Linked DNA regions of Homo sapiens: region 1 is linked to region 2. Evidence: chromatin contacts called from ENCODE Hi-C or POLR2A ChIA-PET data. All regions are on one chromosome and are shown on one strand. The core of a region is the stretch at or near the end of the contact, and the rest is flanking DNA. Distances in the headings are between cores, read along the strand shown. Region 1 holds the start of ABRAXAS2 (abraxas 2, BRISC complex subunit). Region 2 overlaps FAM53B (family with sequence similarity 53 member B).

Region 1 (6,532 bases), core at 1,756-4,255, 130 kb after region 2:
TGAGCTATTGGGTGACAGAGCAAGACCCTATATCTAAAAACAAAAATTAAAAAAAAGAAGAATCCCTGTCTTCGTGAAGTTCAGAACATGCTCGAAGAGGGGGAAAGACAATGGACAGGAAAGATGAATAACACAGCGTTGCTGCTAGATGATAAGTGGTAAAGGGAAAAGTAAACAGGGAAGTACTATTGAGAACATGGGGTGAAGGTTGCAATCCTTGATAGGGTACCAGGGAAGGACTCTCTGAGGGGGTGGCAGCACTGAGTGAAAACCTAAAAGAGGTTGTCATAGGTTTGGTTCCCAGGGAGCAAAGTGTGACACTGAGATGAACAGGGAGGAAGTTGATTAGGGAGTACTCTGAGAATCATCATCTGTTGGAGAAGAAAAAGAAGCAGGATTGGCTGAATGAAGTAGTTGGACTGAGGTACCACTACAACAGAATTTCAGCAAATCCCTCCTGGCCCTCCCTTTTTTCATCTACCCCGACCAGGCATTGAATGCTGGATGCCCACAAAGGGAGGACTGGCCTTAGGCAATGAAGCTCTCTTCAACTAGGTATACTTATAGGAGAGAGCTGACCTGCAGCAATCAATCAATCCTGCAAGGCAGACAGGAGGTCTCGGTGGCACATCAAATCATCTAGGGCAGAAACAGTAAACCATGCAGCTGCCTGGGAGAAGAGCATCCCAAGCAAAGAAAACAGCAAGCACAAAGGCCCTAAAGTGGAATGAGCTAGGGACGTCCAGGAAGCAGAAAGAAGACTAATGTAGCTGAAGCTCGGTAAATAAAGGGGGCAGTAGCAGGTAATAAAGTCAGACAAGTAATAGGGGCCAGGTCTTGGCAAGATTTGGTGTTTGGCCAAGAAGCAACATGGTTTAGTTCTTACATTTAAATGTTGACCATCTTGCTATGTTGAGCATAGATTTGGCAAGGAGGGGATTAAAAGCTGAAGCAGGAACACTGGGTTTCTCAGCCTTGTCACCACTGATGATAATTCTTCATTGTGGGCCTGTTGTTGTGCACTGTAAGACGTTTAGCCACTTCTCTGGCCTCTACCCACCCACCAGATGCCAGTGGCACCTGACACCGAATTATGATATCTGATAATGTTTCCAAACATTGCCACATGCCATTTTGGGAGGCAAAACTGCCACCAGTTCGGACTCCCTGAGTAAGAGGATACAAAATTCTGAGAGAGAGAGATGATGGTGACTTGAACCACCGTTTCACTTCCCTCCCACCCCAAGACGCTACAGTCTCAACTCTGCAGCCAAAGTGATTGTGTTATCTGTTATCAAATTATGTCACTACTATACCAAACTGTTTATTTGCCTGAATTTCCTCCATCCTTTCATCCTTGAGCTTGTAAATGTTGCCTTTTTTCTTTTCCTTTTTTTTTTCTTTGAGACAGAGCCAGAGCGCAGTGGCACAATCTCGGCTCACTGCAATCTCTGTCTCCCGGGTTCAAGCGATTCTCATGCCTCAGCCTCCTGAGTAGCTGAGATTACAGGCATGCACCAGAATGCCCGGCTAGTTTTTGTATTTTCAATAGAGATGGGCAGAGGGGAGTGGGCAGGGTCTCACCATGTTGGCCAGGCTGGTCTTGAACTCCTTGTCAGGCCTCTGAGCCCAAGCTAAGCCATCATATCCCCTGTGGCCTGCACGTATACATCCAGATGGCCTGAAGTAACTGAAGAATCACAAAAGAAGTGAAAATGACCGGTTCCTGCCTTAACTGATGACATTACCTTGTGAAATTCCTTCTCCTGGCTTAGAAGCTCCCCGACTGAGCACCTTGTAACCCCCGCCCCTTCCCACCAGAGAACAACCCCCTTTGACTGTAATTTTCCACTACCTACCCAAATCCTATAAATCGGCCCCACCCCTATCTCCCTTGCTGACTCTCTTTTCGGACTCAGCCCGCCTGCACCCAGTTGAAATAAACAGCCTTGTTGCTCACACAAAGCCTGTTTGGTGGTCTCTTCACACAAACGCGCATAACACTCCTGACCTCAGGTTAACACTCCCCACACACGCCCCCCCCTCCCAAAGTGCTGGGATTACAGGCATGAGCCACCGCGCCCGGCCTCAAATGTTGGCTTTTTGTTTTGTTTTGTTTTTGAGACGGAGTCTTGGTCTGTCACCCAGGCTGGAGTGCAGTGGCGCGATCTCGGCTCACTGCAAGCTCCGCCTTCCAGGTTCACGCCATTCTCCTGCCTCAGCCTCCTGAGTAGCTGGGACTACAGGAGCCCGCCACCACGTCCGGCTAATTTTTTGTATTTTTAGTAGAGACGGGGTTTCACCGTGTAAGCCAGGATGGTCTCAAACTCCTGACCTCGTGATCCGCCCACCTCGGCCTCCCAAAGTGCTGGGATTACAGGCGCGAGCCACCACGCTCAGCCTAAATGTTGGCCTTTTTTTTTTTTTTTTTTTTTTTTTTTTGAGACGAAGCTTCGCTCTTGCTGCCCAGGCTGGAGTGCAATGGCACGATCTCGACTCACCGCAACCTCCGCCTCCCGGGTTCAAGCCATTCCCCTCCCTCAGCCTCCCGAGTAGCTGAGATTACAGGCATGTGCCACCACGCCCGGCTAGTTTTTGTATTTTCAATATAGACAGGGTTTCTCCATGTTGGTCAGGCTGGTCTCGAACTCCTGACCTCAGGTGATCCGCCCGCCTCGGCCTCCCAAAGTGCTGGGATTACAGGCGTGAGCCACTGCGCCCGGCTAGAATGTTGTCTTTTAATACTAAGGTTTCACTTGCAAAGGGAAAGAACTGTTTGCGGAACTATCAACCGCTGTCTGAGGCGTGTCGGGAGCGACACCCCTGCGGAGGATACGGTGCCGGGGTCCTTCCGATCGCAAAAACCGGCGTTCCTCAGCCTTCAAGACTGTGAGCGCTCAGGGCCCTCGGCCGCTGCCCGCCGCAGACTCCACTTCCCATGATGCCAAGGGGTCGGGCCGTCCGGAAGGCCGTGTGCCCTCCGCGGGGCATGATGGGGTAGCTGGAGATTTCCATCATGGCGGCGTCCATTTCGGGCTACACCTTCAGTGCTGTGTGTTTCCACAGCGCCAACAGCAACGCGGACCACGTAGGTGCCGGGCCCCCTGCCGCGCCCGCTGGGGGCTTTCAGCCTCTGTCTCAGGCCGGCGCTCGCGGCCAAGCCGGGACCTCATGCGGCTCGCCCCCTGGGCACCAGGGCCGGCCGGAGGAGCTGGTGACCCGGGCGGCTCCCGCCCCCGGTGAGCTCTTGCCTCTGGGGGCTCCTTCGCCCCTGGGACAGGCCCCCTGGCTTCGCGCTCTCAGCCGCTCGGCCGTCCCGGCACAGCCGTCTCCCGTGCAGCAAAACTGTCCCACCTGGCCTCCTGCAGTGTCAGGAGTCGCTCGGTGGAAACCGAGCGCCTGCCCCTCCCTGAAAGTCAGGCTTCTAGACTTAAGAGGGGCGCACGGGGTCGGGAAGGAATCTAAAGGCCGGGCGTTTAGTCCAGTAGGCGAGGTACTCAGCCCCGCCCGCCGGTCTCGCAGGTTGTCGTGGGGGTGCTGCGAGTGAAACCGTGGCTGTCACTACTGATACTTGTTAGACACGGTTGTGTGTTTTCTTCGCCCTGATGCAAAATGGAGAATGTATACAGGAGCGTTCGGTGCAGGGTCTATTTTGTATTTCCTTGAAGTTGCGTGTTTAGTTCTTTGTGACTAGTTCTTTCACTAGTCACAGTGAAATAGGGAAGTGACAGGCCCACTACTGAGTGATGGGAAATGCATAGGCTGTGAGCCCACAGGAGGAGCAGATCCTGTCTGTTTCAGTGTCTTTATTTTACAAATTGTCTTTTAACGTCATTGGCCTCTGATTGGAAATGCTTTGTGAAACTAGATCACTTCTCTCTTAAAGGAGGTATATAATTTGGCCACCAAATTGGGGGATTATTTTAAGTGATGTTAATAGTGAATGATTCAAACTCATTAAACCTATGTGTGGGGTTTTTGGTTGTCATTACAAAGCAAAATGGTACACTGCAGAAGGAGGAACTGCATTTGGTTTGATGTCAGCAATCTTAGCTTCCATTAATAAAAACTGATTTCACAGGGAGGTGATTCCATTAGTAAATTGAATGCAATTAAATTATTGTACCTTTCATCTCTTCAGTGTTGATGGTAGAACTTAATGATAGGAATAGGAATATATACATCATGGGTTTTTCCAGAAGCAGCTTTGAAGACTATGGCCTAGGGTACTACAACCAGCTATTTAATAATGTAATATAGTTCCATATGTAAGGGTTTGTGATACCCCTAGTGTCCATGGACTATTAAAAATGGGTCCTTTATTTCTTGAATGCCTACTAATATCACAGTTTATGTATATGGCAAGATTACTGTAAGAACAAGCAGCTACCTGTTGAAAAAAATTAATTCAAGAGATATCCCTTAATATCTACTCTGCAAGGCGTGGTGCTTGACTTCATAGAAATTTTCACCAATGCCAATAGTTTGCAACTGTGTTTTATATGACCATGCCTGTTTATATTAACTTTGCCACAATTATAGATGTGGAATCCTTGAAAATAATTTCAATTTTAAGGTTGAAGAACCAACAATTTACTTTTGTAGTACATACTTATTTTGTCCAGTCAAGAAATTAATTTAAAACCACTCATTTGTAGACCTGGGGCTACCATACTTTTCTGTACAGGGCCAGATAGTAAACTTTGTAGGCTTTGTAAGCCATATGGTCTCTATAGCAACTATTCAACTCTGCTATTATTGGGAGAAAGCATCTATAGACAATAAAAGATTCAAGTGACTCTTATTAGCTGGACACGGTAGCTCATGCCTGTAATCCCAGCACTTTGGGAGGCTGAGGCGGGCAGATCACCTGAGGTCAGGAGTTCAAGACCAGCCTGACCAACAAGGAGAAACCCCGTCTCTACTGAAAATATAAAATTAGCCAGGCGTGGTGGCACATGCCTGTAATCCCAGCTACTAGGGAGGCTGAGGCAGGAAAATCGCTTGAACCCGGGAGGCAAAGGTTGTGGTGAGTCGAGATCGCGCCATTGCACTCCAGCCTGGGCTACAAAAATAATAATAATAAAATAACATAGAAACCATTTTTAGCTTACAGGCCGTACATTAATAAGCATTAGGCTGGAATTAGTCCCCATGCCATAGTTTGCCAACTCCTACTATAAAGGAACATTGGCTCAGATAATCCAGACCAGTAGATGTATAAACATTCCACTTGTACTTGGCTTTAGAATGTCCTTTTAAAAAAAAAATTACAGACAAGGTCTTGCTATGTGGCCCAGGCTGATCTCAAACTCCTGGCCTTAAGCGATCTTCCGTTTTTGGCCTCTTAAAGTGTTGAGATTACAGGCGTGACCCACCGCATCTGACCTAGAATTTCTTGATGTCACTGTTGAGTTATATCATTATTCCACAAATGGAAGACTGTTGTAGGGTTACCAGATGAAATACAGCACACTCAGTTAATTTGAATTTTAGATAAATAGCAATTTATTTATAGTATAAGTATATCCCAAAACTTACAAAATAATTATTTGTTATCTGAAATTAAAATTTTATTGTGTGTCTTGTATCTTTTGCTAAATCCAGCAACCCAGTGCTGTAGAATACTAGGAATCTAGCTATGTTCTTAAGTCTAAAGTTCTGTGTGAATATGAAATTATTTTTTCACTTTGATTTTTTGAAAGTGGGTATTTGTTTTGTTTGTCTTTTGCTTGTGACAAGACAAAACTGCTTTTATGGTGAGAATTCATAACTGAAAGATTTTCTTAGGGTAAAACAAGCTGATTTAGGCAGTGTTTCTCAAATTAGTAGTCATGGACACTCCTTTGGATCTCAGAGAGTTTTTTTTTTTTAAGGGAATATATATATTTCTTTTTTTCTTTCTTTTTTTTTTTTTTGAGACAGAGTCTTGCTCTGTCACCCAGGCTTGAGTGCCGTGGCACAATCTTGGCTCACTGCAACCTCTGTCTCCTGGGTTCAAGCGATTCTTCTGCCTCAGCCACTCTAGTAGCTGGGATTACAGGTGCGCACCACCACACCCATCTAGTTTTTATATTTTTAGTAGAGACGGGGTTTCTCCATGTTGGCCAGGCTGGTCTCAAACTCCTGACCTCAGGCAGTCCACCCACCTTGGCCTCCCAAAGTGCTGGGATTACAAGCAAGAGCCACCGTGCCCGGCCTATGTATTTCCTAAGTTTAAGAAATGCTTTGTGATTATTTGGTATTTTAGGACACTCCCCCTCCTCAAATCAAATACAAAAACTAGGCTGTAAAGTGTCTGTCTTGTCAGGAGATCGAGACCATCCTGGCTAACAAGGTGAAACCCCGTCTCTACTAAAAATACAAAAAATTAGCCGGGCGCGGTGGCGGGCGCCTGTAGTCCCAGCTACTCGGGAGGCTGAGGCAGGAGAATGGCGTGAACCCCGGGAGGCGGAGCTTGCAGTGAGCCGAGATTGCGCCACTGCAGTCCGCAGTCCGGCCTGGGCGACAGAGCGAGACTCCGTCTCAAAAA
Region 2 (7,190 bases), core at 3,854-6,353:
TCAGGTCTCCTGGGGCCTGCTATACCCGAGGCAGAGGGCACAGCCCAGAGCACCTAGCACCTCAGGCAGGGGCCTCTTGCCCAGCCCCTCCTTTACCAGCTGGCATTGGGCCCTTCCAGAGGAAAAGGGTCTATGGCAGCACCAAGTGGGAACCAAGGCTGACCCCCAACCCCCCCACACTCTTATACCCGTACCCCAAAGCCCCACTCAGCAAAGCTACATGCAGTCACTGAATGATGGAGCAGTGGCCAGGCCAAACTGAGACCTGCTGTCACCTGACACACCAGTGGATCTCTGAAACCAGTAAGAAAAAAGAACATAAAATAGTGCATTCATGATTTACTTACATCGATGACATGTGGAAATGATAGTATTTTGGAAATACTGGGTTAAATATACTATTCAAAGTCATTTCACTTTCTTCTCTTAATAACTGGCTACTAGGAATTTTAAATTATATATGTGGCTTGAGTTCTGGTTTCACTGGACTGCTTCCTCTAAGACTCAGCCACCGCCTGTAAAATGGATAACGATGTGCCTTCCTCATGGGGCTATCTGGAGGAGAAAATACAACAGGTGAGTTTCTTCTGCAAATCATCCCCCACCTCACCTGCCAACAGTCAGCAGCCCACAGCTGTGGCCTGGCACTCCACCTGTGTGGTCAGAGGCTGCCCTCTGAGCCTCCACATCCACAGGGCTGAGGAGGACCGGGCAGGGCTGGGAGAGGCTCCTGTTCCTGGTGCCTGGGGTGCGAGGCACCTGACTCTCCCCATTCTCGCACTACAGCCTCCCAGCCCCGCCCGGGGTCACAGGGCAGAGGGCTGCTCTCTCCCTCACTGGACTGCCCTCAAGCTAATGAGAATAATGCCTCCAGAAATGCCTCAAATGGAAGATTTCATAAGAAGCAGAGACCCTTCTGGAAGATCACAAGCAGCAACAAAATAAGATCAAGAACACCATGCTGGTGCTGAGCCTCTCCAGGGGGTACTGCACAGCTGCCTGCTGTAGGAGCTCTCCCTCATCAGGCTGCTTCACTCCCACGACATGGGGAGGAGGACACTGAGGCCCAGGGAGGGGCAGCGACTTGCTCAGGGCTACTCGGCTGGTGAGGGGCACACCAAGCCCCACACCAGGCCCACCTATCTCTGGAGCCCAGATTCCTCCTAGCAGGGGAGCCCAGGCCAGACACTGCCTTCCATTTCCTGCTGTCCTAGGTTTGGAGCAGATGCCGGCATGCATATTTGTTCGTAGTTTTCCCTGCGTGAATCAAGCTGAAGATCTGGTGTCTCTGCTGAGTGACAATTAACCTCACACCATTTCAGATGAGATATTTTTTCTTGCCAAACAGTTAATGCTGCATAATCAGCCAACATCTGCGGAAATGCTCTCCCCAAACACACGGCCATCTCGCCCCTTGGCCTAAGCTGTTTCTGAGCAGGACCACAGCCCCCACAGCAGGGTGTTTCTAGCCACCGGCTCCCCTGCCGCAGGGTATTTATTCCCATGTTTATTTGCCATCAATTCTCAGAAAATTCTGTTGCCCAAGACTGTTCTAGATTACAGTGAGATGGAAACTCTCTAGGTGAATCAGGCTTGTTTAAAGCTGGCTACCAACTAGCAAGGGGGATACGGGCAATGCACTTTCAGTTAGAACTGCCTGGCAGACAAGAGCACAGCACTGTGCCCATGCCAGGCAGGACCTGTCCTTCCACAAGGGGACACAAGGTACAGAGCCAGAAAGGCACGACAAGACCCAGGCAACCCACAAGGGTGCTCTCCTTGTCTCATCTTCCTAGGGAGGCACAAGAGCAAAGAGGCAGCTGATAAGTGGGGCCAGGGGTCATGAGGCAAGAGGGGACCTCATGGAGGCTGAGTGGGCCCAGCAAGTGTGCACAGAACAGGCCTGGCGGAGCACGGTACGGCACAGCCACCGTTACAGTGTGCCCTCAAACCACCTTCCCCTTGTGTGCCAAGTTTCAAGTATGGGCACTGATAGGCCTTTTCCTTCTGGGACACAGAATGCCAGGTTTTCCTGCCACTCCTTCCCAAGGCCTGATGTGCCAAAGGCGCCTCTCACGGAGGGAAGTGAGTGGAGGGCATCCGGTGCTGCCTCCGGAGCAGCTGCCAAGAGGCCCGAGAGCGGAGGCCAGCCAGGCCCCTGGCCTGGGGAAAGTGCAGGGCTGGCTTGGACCTCCTCCCCGCCATTCAAGACAAGCCATTTTGGGGGGTGTAGGGGGTAGAAGGCAGTGGCCAAGGGCTCAGAGGTCTTCAGCAAAGTCACCAAAAAAATGGTTCACAAACGTTCTGCTTTGGGCAGTAAGAGGATTATTTCACATTCTGGATGTGTCCACTTGAGGGATGTAACGCGCACTGTCCACACACCTCCGCTCAGTGTGGCAGAGCACCAGATCACTGGGCCCTTCTCCCTCGTGTCCCGGACTTATACAACAGGACAGCTGAACCGCAGTGCCAGGCAGAACTAAAGCGCTCTTCCAGAGAGGCCATGGTGCTGGCCACAGAGCCTCTCTCTGAGCCCCGTGCCCGGCTTTACCAGCCTGCTCATAGCTCAAGAAATGCAGAGTCTGCTCAAGGGCTGGGAGGAGAAGTCAGGGCCACCGGGGATTCACTGATCCATCAGGTGATGGGCCCGGAGGATGTGGTAAGTAACAGCCACACATTCTGAGCACCACCTGAGCACCAGGTCCTGGGCCAAAGGCTGGGAGCAGCCCCACGTGAGGATGTCACCATCCCTACCTGACCGTCAGGGAACCCAAAGCCTAGGGCAAATCCCAGACTTCCCGGGGCCCTGTGCTTCACAAGTGGTGGGGAGCTCACCCCAGGAAGGGAGCCCTATGGAGACATGGGGGCCCACGGGCTGTCGGGGCCAAAGAGTGAGTGGATCCCACTCACCGCTCTGCCACGCAGCCAGCAAGTACATGGCCTCGGCACTCCCTTTTCTTCCCTGGAAAGTAGAACAGGAGGAGCCCCTCACAGGGTGGGTGAGGACCACAGGGTGGGTGAGGATTACAGGGTGGGTAAGGACCATAGGGTGGGTGAGGATTACAGGGTGGGTGAGGATTACAGGGTGGGTGAGGATTACAGGGTGGGTGAGGACCACACACCCGAGGGAGGACGCCCTGCAAACACCGGCCCGTGGATTAGGAGTTAGTGACCCACTTCCCAGAGCCAGGGTGAGGCTGATGTGTGTGCAGATATGGGAGGGGAGAACTCAGACACCCCTGTGAGCCTCAGGCCACTCGCTGCCACTGTCCAGCAACAGAGGGCGGGCGGTGACACTCATCACCATGAGAGGCACTTGCAGAGGTGCCTGACTAACTTCCTCTGAGCCTGTCCCCGACACTGGGGCCCTGCCTAAGCATCTCTCTGGTATGCTTTCACCCTCATGTGCCTTCTTGCCGTGACCTCCTTGAACCGGTTTCCCTGGGGCCGTCTGCGGTCGAACCCCCAAGGTGGAAGATAAGCATAGCAGTCAGGTAAGGCAGGTGACTGAGTATCCCATCAGATCCTGGCCCCAGAGCCCTGATGGCATTCCAACCCTGCGCTCCAGGCAAAAAGCCCGCTCCTCACCCCAGCCTGCAAGGCCAACCGTGATGGCCCTGCCGACATCTCAAGCATCCCTTGCACCCCCGACTCAGGAACCTGTCCCCCCAGCTTCACTGTGCCCTGCGCTCACCACGCCCACTCCGACCCCAGTCACCGCAGCCTCGCCATGCCCTGCACTCACCACACCCACTCCCACCTCTGGGGCTTGCCTTCCCTCTACTCAGGACATTCTCCCTGATTATCTTTGCAAAGCTGAACACATCTCATCATCTGTGACTTTGTGCCAATGTCACCTCCTCAACAAGGCCTCCCTGTCCCTCCAATCTAAAGCTGGCCACTTCCCATTCCACCTCCTCTCATCCTGCCTGGTGATCCAAACCACGCTGGCCTGCTGGATTCTCATTAGCACAAATATTGCCATCAGAAAGGGCCCTGCCTGCCTGTTGTAGGCCTGAATGACATCCATCCCCCTTTCTGCATTGCAGAAACATCCCCAGGGCCTAGCTGAATGCCAGGTGGCCAGCACACTCCAGGCAAGGATCTGCTGAGTGAAGAACTAGGACGGAGCTGCGATGCGCGCTAGAAGAGATCTCCCGCCCCGCTGGAGAACGTTAGACAGCGCTTAACTGAAGGATGCTGAGCAGAGCCAGGCTGGGGGACAGAGGCAGCCGTACATCTCCCCGTCTGCTTCCTGTGCTGTCACCGTCACCCAGCCATGCCGCGTGACCTGCAGGAGCAATCTGCTCCATTCACAGCAGTTGCTTCCCATTTGCTGCATTTCCAACATTCACAGAACCAATTTCATCACCTTCCCTTTCTGCGGGACCAGCTAGCCGGCGCCCCTGCCTCTCAGGTCTTGCCCCAGCCCTGTGCGGCCAATGGACTCCACGCTGCCAAGCTTTCAGAAGTGCAGTCTCTGCCCTGGGGTCCCCTAGCCCAAGGTGGGGAGCAGCTTCCTGTAGCTGCTTCTGCATGATATTAATACTTCGTTTTCTCTTCTTGGCTTTTCAGATTTTCAGAAACCTAGCTAACCATTGCTCACAGTGAATTCACCTGGATCTAACGGGCTGGTTTCTGTCCCCAACAGGCCCTGGCTGATCCAGGAGGCCTGCCTCACCCACTCCACCCACAGAGCTCCAGCAGGGAAACAGCGGGGGCCTCCATACCGCCACCACTACTCCATGAGGAGTAAATGCAGTCTGTGGCCCTTCAGGGAGAGGGTGGGGTGCCTGATGACCTCTGGTGACACATTACTGATGTGAGCTCGCGTTACTGCTCACAAACTAAGCCTCTGGTGGTTGCATTATATTTTGCAACCAACTGTTGCTTTTGTTTTCCAAGAGTTTTTTTTTTTAAGCCACTCCTCCCCCTCCCAAAAAGGAATTATCCAAGAGCTCTACTATGTCTAACTTTCAAAGGAGGCATTGTTAATCTTTTGGCCATAAATAGGCAATTAACACCCACTCTGAGTCTAGTCAAACCAAGTTCCCGCCAGCATGGGGACTGCAGCAAAGGGTTTGTTCTTCGTGTGGCATTTGCTTTCTGATTTCTTGACTGTGGCTTGAAGTTGCAAGAAAGAGTGGTAATTCCGGATGGCTGATACCACAAAAATGGTACATAAATGGGCTCCTGTCAGCAGGAGAAATTCTCTACTGATGCAGTGCCTGGGGCGACAGAGGCTCATGCTGCCAAAGGCGAAGTGGGCTAAAGTAAAGGCTTCACACTGATGGACCCACAAAGGGCAGCAGCCTGCATGGTGTCGGGAAAAGGCCCGGTCAGGCACCAGCCGTGCTGGGCTCTGGGCACAGCTCCGTCTCCATCCCACACCCATCTCCGTGATGCACCTATTTGTGCTTCCTGCTCTGGCCCTCACTGGGCTCTCAACAGCCCGCAGGCACCATGCTAACCTCGGGCTGGGAGGGGCTTCCCACGAGGCGTTCTCCTGATGTCCCGGATCAGGAAGCAGGAATAAGGCAGGGAATGCCGAAATCCTCCTGGGGTTGGCCAGGCCTCCCTTTCGCTGCATCCTCTGAGGCCCAGCTGGGGATTACTAGGCTTCATTAGGAGAATCGAGGAGGCCATCACAGGCCCCTTGTTTCCCGGAGCTGCTGTCCCAGCTGTTGTAAACTGACCAGATGTGGCACAGCTGAGACAAGATCCAGCGTGACAAGCGCTAGAAACCATGAAAGAATCCTCCTGTGGCCCTAAGCTGCCCCCAGCCCTTCTCCAGCCCAGAGTTCAGAATGCGCAGCCACTTTCAAATGGACAAGAACAGAGAAGCTTGGGCAAAGGAGTCAGAGGTTTGCAAACTGAGGGCTGACAGGAAAGGGTAAGGAATGGGGCCTCCCCAGTGGCAAGGAGCAGCTGGGCTAGCAAATCACAGATGTGCAAGGACTGGGGGGTAAGACAGTCCCATAGATACCTTCATACAGAGACAAAATAGGTCATGGTGATCCACTGGATTTCAGTTCTACTGAGAACAGATCAAGAAGAAATACAGTCAAAGTGAGGGCTGCAGGTTAAATAACAAGAGGGACTTACAATGAGCACACACTAAACAGGGTAGCTTAAAGAAAGTTGCCACCTTTGGGGATTAGGATAATTGATTCTCTGCCCAGTGAGGCCTATGACTAGGGTGAGTTGGAAGCCAGCCCTGCTGCTTTCACCTCGAGAACATTTCTTGAGCCCCTTATGCCTATCACCACTTCCACTGCCCCCACCCTTGTCTAGCCCACCTTCATGTTTGCCAATAGCCTCCTGCCTGGCCTCCCCACCTCCCCCAGAACCTACAGTCCATGCTGCTCACTGTTGTCCCAAAGGAGCTTTTTAAGGGGTGCTATTGCTCCCCTGCTTAAAACCCTCTAATGCTTCTACTCTGCACTCAGGGTTCCTGTCATTCATTCACTCTGCCGTTGCACACAAGGCAGGATATCAAACAGGGTGTGGAACTTGCCCTTAACAACCCACCCATGAGAACTTGCCTCGGAAACGTTCAACCCTATATACTAGAACAGGCTTTCCAGACATTTCTGAAGCAGCGCCTTGTACTCGACTCAGCATAAGTTAACCCCGAGCCCTCCTGCATGGGAAGTTTCATTGGCAGGCGGGGACACCATTGCTCTGCTGGGTACAGCAGCTCAGTGGGCACTCGCCCTAGGACCTGGATCCCTCCTCCAGGTCAGGCCCTTCCTAATCCAGGCTGAGCTGGTACCTCCTGACTGAGGGACCTGAACTCTCAATGCCATCTCCATATGACACAAAACTAGTCCCTGGGCATCTGTGGAGTCACTGGGCTAGGAATGTGCCCATCTCTGCTGCCCCCACAAGCCCCAGACTCACCTAGGGAGCTTCTGGGACCCCGAGGTACTGGGGCTCTGCCCCAGACCTGCTAATTCAGACTCTCTTGGACAACGTCTAGGAACCTGCAGTGTGTTGGCTTCCCAGATAACCTGACGCCCATGGCTACACCTGGGCAGATGCATGCATGGTCAGAAACCCAAGGCTCAGAGAAGCAGGGCAACGGGCTCACAGTCACCACACAGCCAGGTGGCAGAGTGCCTCTCAAACCCAGCTCTTCTGACTCCAACAGCAGCTGTGTTCCAACGACAGTGCACCTCTCTTTCCCT

The links. Hi-C counts contacts between places; a loop is a spot of excess contacts on that map. ChIA-PET counts read pairs that join two places held with the same protein, here RNA polymerase II (POLR2A). Pooled maps may share reads with other maps.
Region 1: a loop to region 2 is called in a pooled map, with 5 times the contacts of the local background. The contact joins the promoter of ABRAXAS2 here to the enhancer-like site in region 2. A Hi-C loop is called at or near these places in 1 of 37 single-sample maps with no recorded cell type and 7 of 50 pooled maps. POLR2A ChIA-PET finds 5 or more read pairs at or near these places in 7 of 52 experiments (CD4-positive, alpha-beta T cell, GM10248, H1 and 4 more).

What each region holds. Positions count from the first base shown.
Region 1 is chr10:124,798,814-124,805,345 of GRCh38, forward strand. ABRAXAS2 (abraxas 2, BRISC complex subunit) reads left to right here and starts at 3,006. Exons shown (of 9, transcript NM_032182.4): 1 at 3,006-3,088. The coding sequence starts at 3,017. RefSeq lists enhancers at 2,605-3,159, 2,832-3,101, 3,160-3,713 and a silencer at 3,202-3,281.
Region 2 is chr10:124,666,866-124,674,055 of GRCh38, forward strand. The region is part of intron 4 of FAM53B (family with sequence similarity 53 member B); the gene reads right to left. Among named protein-coding and RNA genes, the nearest start is that of FAM53B-AS1, 34 kb to the right of the region's middle. RefSeq lists enhancers at 3,783-4,316, 4,655-4,949, 6,589-7,190. Within about 2 kb of position 5,104, at least 19 of the 41 ENCODE cell types and tissues checked have a DNase peak (open chromatin) inside an H3K27ac peak, as active enhancers do; they include CD4-positive, alpha-beta T cell, where a contact is called at or near this core.